3 separate regions of the Homo sapiens genome follow, and all the other regions are linked to region 2. Evidence: chromatin contacts called from ENCODE Hi-C or POLR2A ChIA-PET data. All regions are on one chromosome and are shown on one strand. The core of a region is the stretch at or near the end of the contact, and the rest is flanking DNA. Distances in the headings are between cores, read along the strand shown.

Region 1 (3,421 bases), core at 24-2,523, 2.8 Mb before region 2:
TTTTCTAGTTTGAAGACAGTGAAGTCCTGCCTCTTTCTTGGACTAAGGACGTACCCCATACCCCTTCAGAATTTTCGAAGGACCAAAGAAAAAGTCTCCCTCCTCCTCGAGAAACAGCAAAAAAGCCCCGCGCCCTCTCACCCGGCGTGACTGTGCAGGTACGCGTGGCCACCAGGTGGCGAGCAAGGCAGGTGATGGGGACGCCGCTGAGCCGGGGGTGGGCGGGGACGGCCGCCAGCAGCACAGAGGACACTGGCCCGGCGCGGATGCCTTCGGGGAGACCCTGGAACTGCAGGGAGGCAGCAGGGGCCCCGCCGGGCCACGAGCAGCGGAAGCGGAGGCTGCGGTCCCCGGGACCCCCTTCAACTGAGCACTGTGGGGCCCCGGGGGGCAGGTCTGCGGAGAGAAGGGAGAGAATGAAGATGGAGTCCCTTTCTCATTTCTTCTCCAGCCCCGCCTCCCCGCGCGGTGACTCCACCCTTCTTCACTAGCCCCACCCCATAGGCGCTCACACTCCCCACTTTTCCTGCGATCCCGTTCCCTTTTCCCATTAACTTCCTCGCTAAGTGGGTAGCCCGCAGCCCTGCTGACTGCCCAACTTTCTTAAGAAAACTGCATCTTCACACAATGATATTTCTCTTCCCAAACGTAACTCAGCCCCTTCCTTTCCAGCTCCACCCACTTCTGCCAGGTTACTTCGCCCCCTCCTGGATTGCACTCCGAGAAGCCTCCCCTTTTCCCAGATATCTCCGCCCTTCCTTGTGGACCCCTTCCCCTTTCTAAGACAATTCTGCCCGCTTTCTAAATGACCTCGCCCCTTTCCCTGGTGACTCCGCCCCCCTTGCCAGGTAACTTCTCCCTTTGCTGATCCCACTTAAGCAAATTAGTTCTTTCCTTTTCTAACTCCCACTCTTTGCCATTTAACTCCGCTTGTCGACTTTGTCGAGTGTTCCATGCCCAGGAATGTCCGCCCTCTCAGTGCTGGGCCGGCCCGTCAGTCCTGGTCATCCCTGCCACTCTATTTGGCTCCTTCCCTTATCCTCTTTCTGGCCCCGCCTCTTATCCTAGGTGTCTCCGCCCCTCCGCGCTGGCCCGCCCCACCACGGGTATCCCAGCTCCTTCTTGGTGACCCGCCCTCCCGCTGGCCCTGCCCCACCCACCGGTATGCTGCTCCTCCTTGCTGGCCCCGCCCCTTTCCTCTAGCCCCGCCCTCGTTCTGGCCCCGCCCCTCTCCCAGGCATTCCCCTACTCCCGCTCCAGCCTCTCACCCGCCACTGTAAGGTTGAGCAGCGAGCGGCGGCGGCGGCCGGTACGCGGGTTCGCCGCCAGGCAGGCGTAGGTGCCTGCGTGGCCCGGTCCGACCGCGGGCAGCAGGAGGCGCGACCCCGCGGGCACCGCGGCCTCGGCCGGGTCCGCCAGGCTCCACGTGATGTCGGCGGGCGGCCGCGAGGCGGCGGCGCAGCGCAAGGTCACGTTACTGCCCGCGGTGACAAAGCGGGCAGGCGCGGCGTCGCGGTCCGAGGAGACCGTGATGGTCGGCGGGTCCGGGCCGTCTGGAGGGAGGAGGGGTCGGGACCGCGAGTGTCAGGGTCACCTGGGACGCCGCTAGGACTCCCGGAGACTGGGTCCCCAGCCCGCTTCTCCCCAAGGACCCCCTGTCCCCGACCCGAGGCATCCCCCACTCACAGAAGACGCTGACGTCGGCGGCAGCCTCCCTGTGGCCGAAGGGGCTGCGGACGCGGCAAGTGTACCGGGCGTGGTCGCTGCGCACAGGGCGCACGATGAGCAGCTGGTCGCCCTCTGAGCGCATCCGGGGCGTCTCGGCTCCCTCCGATTCCGCCGCCTCCAGGGCGCGTCCGTCCCGGCTCCAGCTCAGCTCCCCGCGACCTGGCCCCCACCCCAGGCAGCGCAGCCGGAGCTCGGCCGCCCCCTCCTCTGTCTCTGGAGCCTTGGGCTGAACCGACAGCTGGGGTAGGGGCTCTGGGAGAGGGAGAATGGGCTCAGGACCCACCCAGTCCTGGAGCCCATCTTTGGTCCCCTTAGAGGGAACCCCAGCCGCTGCTCCCTCTAAGCCCCTGGAGTCTCAGCCCCCATCCCTCTCCTCTCATAAACCTATGAGTTTGAGCCCCCAGACACCTCCTCTCCGGGACCCAGGAGTTCGCCAGAAGAGGCTCCTAGCCTCCTCCTCCTCCCTCAGACCTGGGAGTTCAGGCTCCCAGGAGTCTCCATCCCAGGTCCACCTTTGCTCAGACACCCCTGCCTTGACCTCTAGCTCTTTTTCTCCCTTCCTCAACCCAGAAGTCCTCTTCTCCTATCCAGGGACCCCACAGCACCGTGACTTGCCCAAAGCCTGGCAGAGCAGAGCAGCCCCTGCCGCCTGCACGCCGGACGCCAGGGCCCACTTACCATACACACCCACCGTGAACTCGTGAGTCTGCTGGGAGACCCCTGCCCGGATGACCTCAGCCGTGTAGACCCCTGCATCGTCCAGCTGGGCAGAGGCGAGCTCCAGAACCCCCCGGGCCTGGTCAAATCGCAGGTGGTCTCGGTGAGCAGGGTCCAGGCTGATCAGAGGTGCCCCTGGCCCCAGGCCCCCAGCTGCCAGCACCTTTGAGCCCCGGCGCCAGACCACCAGAGAGGTGGGGGGCCCAGGGTTGGGGATTGGGACTAGGGGGAGCCGGATGGTGGTCCCCACCAGCACAGCGAGTGGGCCCCCCACCTGCTGGGGAAAGCTTGCAGCTGAGTGGGTCTCTGCAGAAAATTTGGATTCAGGGCTCTGGGCAGAGAGTTTAAGATCCATATCATCCGGGGAGAATTTTGAATCTGGGGCCTCAACAGACAGTTTGGTATGGGAGACTTGAGTAGAAATGTTTGAAGCTGGGGTCTTAACAGTGAAGGAAGGCTTGGGGTCTTTGGCAGGAACTTGAGGATCCGAAATATCAGGAAATACTTCAGAACCAGGGGTTTCAGAGAAGGGGGAAACCGGGCTCAAATCTTGGCCCTCAGCAGAAACATTTGACCAGAAGGACCCAGACATGTTGGAACTCAGGGCCTCAGGAAACCAGCTGGAATCAGAGATTCCAGCAGAGGCTTTTGAATCCAGGAACTGATCTGGAACTTTCCAGCTGGGAGGTTTGATGGAGGGAACTTCCACACCCAGCCCCTGGGAAGAGCTCTTTGAGTCTGAAGAGAAGGCAGAGGAGAAGTTGGTTTGCTGAAGTCCAGAAGAGGCTCTGAGGGTGAGGATCCCTACCAAGGAGGCTGCAGAGAAGAGAGGAAGGCATTGGGGGAGGCTGCTGAGGGAGACTGACAGGGAAGGGACTGAGCAGGGAACTTACCCAGGAGTAGGAAGAGTGGCAGAGCCTGTGGGTTGTCCATGGTGCTGGCCTCACTGAAAGGACACTGGAGAGAGACCCAGGAC
Region 2 (3,440 bases), core at 738-3,237:
GAGAGGTGGATATGAATGAATATGAACGGTGGCCAGGCCAGCAGACACACTGTCCACCTCTCTCCATGACATGGATGTAGCGGACTGGGACAAACACACAGGGACCAGACGCAGAAGGCAGGGGAGAAAGAAAAGCAGATGAAGGCCGGATGCGGTGGCTCACGCCTGTAATCCCAGCACTTTGGAAGGCTGAGGTGGGCAGATCACAAGGTCAGGAGTTCGAGATCAGCCTGACCAACATGGAGAAACCCCAGCTCTATTAAAAATTCAAGATTAGCCAGGCATGGTGGAGCATGCCTGTAATCCCAGCTACTTGGGAGGCTGAGGCAAGAGAATCGCTTGAACCCGGGAGGTGGAGGTTGCAGTGAGCCAAGATCGTGCCACTGAACTGCAGCCTGGGCAACAGGAGCGAAACTCCATCTCAGAAAGAAAGAAAGAAAGAAAGAAAGAAAGAAAGAAAGAAAGAAAGAAAGAAAGACAAACAAACAAACATGAAACAGAGAAATGAGCTGATCAACAAGAGACAGCTAGACATGAGGCAGAAGCTGAAAAAGACTCAAAGAGGAAACAGGTTGCTTCCCCCTCTCCCCTCCTCTCCCTCTCCTCCCTCCACCAAATTCTCACCAGGGCTGGGCCTGAATGAGGGCCCAGGTCCCGAGGATGGTGACCAGAGAATGCAAAGTGTGGGGGCCACAGGTGAACAGGGTGAGCCCCAGGCCCACAGCGGCTGCTCCCCATCTCTTCAGCCCAGGACCTGCAGGGGGAAGGGACAGCATAAGCCTGGAACCTTCCAGAGGGTCCCCCCCCTTTATTTTCCACTGGGGAGGGAGCCTGACTCACCGGCTTTCTTAAAGAGGAAGCCGATGGGGATGGAGATAAGAAGAACCACTAGATACGTCCATTCTTCAGGCGACATGGTCTGGGGGAGGGGCAGAGATTCACAGTGAGAACCCAGGAATCCAGGCCCCCTGCCTCCTCCCTCTTCGAGGATCCAGGAACCCAGCCTTCTAGACCCCAGTTTTTGAGGATGATGGAGTATGAGCCTCAGCTCCTCTCCTTTGAGAACCTAGCAACCCAGACTCCAGCCCCTTCCTCCTTGGAGGAGACAGGAATCCACCCCCAGCCCCTCCTTTGAGCGCACAGGCCTCCAGCTCTCCTGTCCTTGGAGAACCCAGGAAAGTGTGGGGATCTCCCAGCACCCAAGCCCCTCCTTTGCGAACGCAGAAATCAAAGCTACTCCCCGCACCCATACTGGGGACCCAGATTTGAAGACGCCCCTCTTTTAAAAACCCAGAAACGGCACCCCTCCCGGACCCTTCCTCTTCGACAGCCCAGGAATCTAGACCTCCGAGCCCCCTCTTCCAGCGAGGATCCAGGAACCCAGACCCCCTCTTTGGATCCCCCATCCCCCGGCCCTTGTGAAACCAGATATCCGGACCCCCCAGCCCTTCTCCTTCGAGACCACCCAGAGGAGCCCGGGTCTCCAACCTGCACCTCCTTCGGAGCTCCACACCCCTCTCCTACTGAGAACCCGGGGATCGAACACCCTCCCCTCCCCAGGCCCAGGCCCAGGCCCAGCCCCAACCCGTCCCGCGCACCCCAGCGCATCCCCGGCAGAGCCACAGGCGGTTGCGCCAGCCCCGAGTTCCAACGCGCCTCCGGGGCCGCCCCGCACCCGCCAGCCCGCAGAGACCCTGCCGCCGTGTAACCTCGCCTCGCCACTGGGCGCCGCCACCCTGGCCCACCTGAGCTGCTCGCCGGGCAGGAGGCGGCCGAGCAGTCCCAGCCCGCTTGCCGCCGCAGCTCCGGCCACGCCTCCCCCGCCCAGCGCGCCCCCGCGCCGCCTGCTCCTTCTGGGCGCCCGCCGGGCTGCGCAGATCAGGCCGGGGAAGAAGCCACGGTCAGGGCCCCGGGCGGGCAGGGAAGAAGCCCCGGAGCAGAAGCCGAGAGCGCGAGTCGGCAACGGGATTCGAGTCCAGGTCCACACTGGGATCCGAGCTCCGAGTACGTGAAGGGGCGGGCCTTCGGGCTCGGAACAAGGAGGAGCCAAAAGCTTTGGACCCGAAGGGGAACAGACGGGCTCTGGAAAGGAGGCGGGGTCTGGAGCTCGGCGTGAGGAATGAGGCGGGGTCTCCCTTCGGGTTCCTTCGGGCACAATCGGGAGCTTGAGTTCTCCGGAAGCGGGGCCACAAACTTCGGCTCACTTCGGCAATAGTCGAGAACGGAGAGCTGAGGCCACTGTGGGCGGAGCCACATGTTTCGGCTTTCTTCGGAGGTAGTCGAGTCCTTAGGGTCACTGTTCCGATGTGGGCGGGGCCACAGACTCGGCCGGATGTGGGTGGGGCCACAAGCTTCGGTTTACTTCGTAGATAGTTGGGTACAAGTGACGCTAGGATGATAGGCGGAGTCAACAGGTTCGCCAGACACCCATGAGTATTTACAAGGGGGCGGGGCGAAAGCGACTTGCCCTCAAAGGGGCGGAACCCCGAGGGCCGGCGTGCGCCTACGGGACCGGGCCAGGATGACGATCCTCAAGTTCCCAAGTAGAGGAGAGGAAGCGGCAGAGGGAGGTGCGCTCAGTGGGGCGGAGCCAAGGTGGCCCCCGCGGGAGGAGGGCGGGGCTTCGGTCCTGCGAGGGGCGGGACCTGACTTCCCGCGGCGCTGATGGGGCGGGATGACGAAGTTGACGAGGGTGTCGGCATGAGGGGGTGGAGCAAGGAGCGCGTGGCGCGGTGCGCAGTGGGTGGCTCCACCTCGACTGCGAATTACTGTTTATGAGGTGACTCGCTGGTTCTATCGGTGGACAGTGGGACATTCTGAAGGGAGGCAAGGAGGCGGACTGAGCGCTCCCAATTGGGGTGAGCCCGCCCGAGCGGAGAGTGGACGGCGGGTGTCCAGGGGGCGGGGCTTTCGGCTGTGGGGTTCGGTCGTAGGGCGGGAACTCCCCAACTGGGGTGCGCTGGCGCTCGGAGGGGGCGGGGCCACAGGCCGCGAGGCTGCCGGGAGCCGATGACGCCCGAACGCCGAACCTATTGCGTCCGGGAGGAGGCGGGGCTACGGATTCGGCCGAGCCGAGAACACCCGAACGTCAAATTGCTGGCGTTCGAGAAGGGGGCGGGGCTGCGGATTCGGTGGAGCCGAGGACGCCCGAACGCCGAACTTCCTGTGCTCGGGAGGGGGCAGGGTTTTGTACTGTGGGAGTCTGAGAGCGAGGAGGTCCGAAAGCCGAATCACAGTCGTTCGGAAAGAGGAGGAGCGAAGGCTCGAGCGTCCGGAAGAGGGTGTGGCCTCGGCGGTGCCTTAGCCTCCAGAGCTTCTGACCGCTGACGGGAACACCCGAAGGGGGACGCCCACTTTGCAAGAGGGTGGTGCCAAAATGGACCTTTGTAAGGGGGCGTGTCGCCGCGCTTGCGGAGGTTTGTTTTTCACGCTCCAAGGCG
Region 3 (3,213 bases), core at 714-3,213, 2.8 Mb before region 2:
GGCCTTCACGCTTCCCCTCTGTTCTCTCCCTGAGCACACCAGAGACATCCATGTGCCAGGCTCTGTGCTGAGTGATGCTGGGACCAGAGCTGAGTCAAACGTGGGCCTGCACCATGGGGGAGACGGATCCAATCCCAGACATGCCAGGCGTGGAAGGCCAGGGCTGGGATGGAGAGAAGAGGCCCAGGGAGCTGTAGGACTCCAAAGATGTGACAGTAACGAACAGTCAGAGCAGGGAGGAAACCAAGTGTTGGGTCCCAGGACCCCAAGAGGAATGTGTCTCAAAAGGGCTACAGGTGACATCCCTGTCATGTGCTGCCAGAGGCATCATTAGGACAGGGGGCATTGAGGGAGATGGGAGAGCAGAGTCTAGAGCCAGACTTGCCCGGGGTTTCGATCGTAACTCTGCCACTTACTGGCTGGGAGATCTGACAGGCCTCAGTTTCCTCATCTATCCAATGGAATTAATAATACAAAGGGTCGGCCAGGCACGGTGGCTCACACCTGTAATCCCAGCACTTTGGGGGGCCGAGGCAGGCGGGTGGATCACCTGAGGTCTGGAGTTTGAGACCAGCCTGACCAACATGGTGAAACCCCATCTCTACTAAAAATACAAAAAATTAGCCAGGTGTGGTGGCACATGCCTGTAATCCCAGCTACCTGGGAGGCTGAGGTAGGAGAATTGCTTGAACTCGGGAGGCTGAGGTTGCAGTGAGCCAAGACTGCGCCATTGCACTCCAGCCTGGGCAAAAAGAGCAAAACTCCGTCTCAAAAAATAAAAATAAATAATAAATAATACAAAGGGTACTGAAAGGACTGAATGGGTTAATCTCTGCAAAGGACTTGGAACGATGCCTGCCACGTAAGTACCCGCTAAATGCTGGCTGCTATCATCACTGACACTTTCATGCTCAAGTCTGGCTCCTGTACCCTCTTCCCCAGCCCACTCCCTAAGCAGGCAGGGGCAGTATCAGTGTCAACTTTGTGACCCTGGTTTTGCCCACCCTGAGGCCTCCAGGGTGCCAGGCCCTGCGCTAGGTAATGCTGGGGACACGGAGGTAAGTCCCCAGGCTGATGGGAAGGACAGACATGGACAGACAGTCACCATCTTCAGTCCAGTTCAGGCCAAGCATTGAGAGAAACGGGCCTGAGAGACCGTGTCTGATTCACCTCTGTCCACACCAGCTTCCCTCTGGGGACAACAAGCCAGGCGCTGAGAGCACCCTCCCCCACCTCTTTCATGGAGAATGTGAGCTACCCCCAGCTCAGTCAGGTTGGCTCCTTGAACTTTCATCTCTAGCAAACACACTTCTCTCTCCCTAGCTAGAGCCTCCTGGCTCACCCTGTGGCTATGGAGGGTGGAAAGCAGCTTCTGGGGCCCCACAGGACCCTGTCTGACTCCCTCTATAGCACATTTCGGGTAATATAAGAGTACAATGGTAAGTAATGCAGCCTAGTGGGTGAAAGCAGTCAGAGGAACCTGGATAGAACTCTCGGCTCTGCCCTTCTCTAGCTGGGTGACCTCTCTGTGCCTCAGTTTCTCCGTGCATTAAACAGGGACCGTGACTTCTTCCAGTGGGTAAGAAATAGAGAAAGCAACTCACTCTGAACAGTTATCAAGAGAGTGAATCCAGAACGAGGGAAAAGAGAACATGGCCGTGACCCCGGAGGGATCGGATGTTAGAACTTCACTCTTGGATTTTTGCCCTCAGGTGACTTTGACGTTTGGGGGTTAAAGCGGCAGAGGTCGGGGGTTACGAGAAGACCCCCACCCAGTGTGCGCTCGTGGCCCCGGAAGCACACGGCTGCGGGACTCAGGGATGTGGGAGAGGGGGGCCCGATCACCTTCACGGCGTAGTCGATGACCCTCTTGACAGCTACGAGCACGCGCAGCTCCGCCATCTTCCCGCCGCAGCCACTTACAGGGTCAGCCCGCACCCTCAGCGGCTCAGTCCAGAAGCCCCACCACCCCCGCCCCCCGCGCCCCTCTCTGCGCCTGCGCGCAGCACGGTCAGCCAGTCAACCGCTGCAGAGCCCGCCTCCCCGACAGAGGACCAATCGAGAGGCCGGAAGGAAGGGAGGTGTGGCAAGCAATGCAAACCAATGGGAAGCGGATCTCGGGGAGCGAGCGGGACCTGGAGAGAGAAGGAAAGGCCTGGCGGAGAGGGCAGGGCAGAGAACTAGGGGAAAGGTCGTGCACTGGAGGGAAGCGCGCCCGGAGTTTATAGATCCTCCCGGTCCTATAAACACTTCCCGGTATCCCCGGATCTGCTCTCCCTCTCCAGATCCCCCACTTCTTCCCGGCCTCTCCAAGTCGCGGTACTCGTATTCCCACGCCTCTGAATCCTCGCGCGTCGGTCTCTCCACTCTCTCCATCCCCGTGTTCCCTGTCCCTTCCATATCCGTATCCTCCCCTGTCCGTGTCTCTACTTCACCTCCATGTCGTCCCCACAGCCTCTCCACACCCTCTCCAAAGGCCCACGTCCCCTCCTGGCCCCGCCCCTCCCACATGTCCCTGTTCCCATCCCAATCCATGGAGACTTGTGTCTCCATGTCTGTGTCTCCCTGTCTCCACGTTCCCTATGAGTTCATGTCCTTATGTCTTCCCTGAGCCTCTATGCAACCCCGTGCCTGCGTCCCCACGACCCGCAGAAAAGCACGCGGAGCCGCAGCGCTAAAAAAAGCCGTTCCTTTATTCTGCCCCAGGCAGGCTGCAGTCACAGACACACGGGGAATCCACTGATGGCGTCGGTGCTCTGCATGATCATGTCTGCCAGCAGAAAGCAGAAGCCTGGGGGGACGGGGGTGCGGAGCAGGGAGAGGAAGGTGGGCCCTGGGGCGGATGGCCGGGAGGGCCCCGGGGACTGGGGTTTGGGGCTCCAAGGGGGTCTCTGCCGGGTCTGCGGGAGTCGTTAGTGTGTTGGGGAGTCCCCGAGAGGTCCCCGGGGTTTCCTGGGAGGGCAGCTGGGGAGCCTCTGGGGTGAGGGTCTTCTGGGCAGTCTCCTCCACCCTCTTCCCGCTGTCCAGTTTACCCGCGAGAATTGAGAAGGGTAAGGCCAGCCACCCAGAAAAATAGGACCAAGAGAAGAAGACGTTGTTCTTCCACGCATTCTTCACGGTGTAGCCTATCAAGGCGGTCAGCAGCAGCAGTCCTGGGCCCCGCCCAGCCGCAAGATGAGCTAGCTGGGCCTGGTGGGGGCTGCACCCAGGCCA

The links. A loop is a pair of places that touch in the nucleus more often than their neighbours do. ChIA-PET counts read pairs that join two places held with the same protein, here RNA polymerase II (POLR2A). Pooled maps may share reads with other maps.
Region 1: a pooled map shows a loop between it and region 2 (13-fold over the local background). The contact joins the promoter of VSIG10L-AS1 here to the promoter of MBOAT7 in region 2. A Hi-C loop is called at or near these places in 1 of 37 single-sample maps with no recorded cell type and 7 of 50 pooled maps.
Region 3: a loop to region 2 is called in a map of gastrocnemius medialis, with 8 times the contacts of the local background. The contact joins the promoter of ETFB here to the promoter of MBOAT7 in region 2. A Hi-C loop is called at or near these places in 2 of 168 maps with a recorded cell type or tissue (ascending aorta and gastrocnemius medialis), 1 of 37 single-sample maps with no recorded cell type and 12 of 50 pooled maps. POLR2A ChIA-PET finds 5 or more read pairs at or near these places in 2 of 52 experiments (A549 and GM12878).

The regions. Positions count from the first base shown.
Region 1 is chr19:51,338,747-51,342,167 of GRCh38, forward strand. VSIG10L-AS1 (VSIG10L antisense RNA 1) reads left to right here and starts at 1,274. Exons shown (of 5, transcript NR_186316.1): 1 at 1,274-1,971; 2 at 2,320-2,428; 3 at 3,104-3,239. It overlaps VSIG10L (V-set and immunoglobulin domain containing 10 like), which reads right to left and starts at 3,393. Exons shown (of 10, transcript NM_001163922.3): 1 at 3,339-3,393; 2 at 2,407-3,261; 3 at 1,687-1,980; 4 at 1,269-1,553; 5 at 142-396. The coding sequence starts at 3,378. RefSeq lists silencers at 168-507, 1,158-1,427.
Region 2 is chr19:54,187,593-54,191,032 of GRCh38, forward strand. It overlaps MBOAT7 (membrane bound acylglycerophosphatidylinositol O-acyltransferase MBOAT7), which reads right to left and starts at 1,988. Exons shown (of 8, transcript NM_024298.5): 1 at 1,746-1,988; 2 at 841-919; 3 at 625-754. The coding sequence starts at 916. It also overlaps a transcript of TSEN34 not described here. RefSeq lists enhancers at 1,316-2,001, 2,002-2,683.
Region 3 is chr19:51,364,425-51,367,637 of GRCh38, forward strand. ETFB (electron transfer flavoprotein subunit beta) reads right to left here and starts at 1,964. Exons shown (of 6, transcript NM_001985.3): 1 at 1,846-1,964. The coding sequence starts at 1,902. CLDND2 (claudin domain containing 2) reads right to left here. Exons shown (of 4, transcript NM_152353.3): 3 at 3,033-3,152; 4 at 2,674-2,791. The coding sequence ends at 2,718. RefSeq lists an enhancer at 1,571-2,530 and silencers at 2,760-2,809, 3,080-3,213.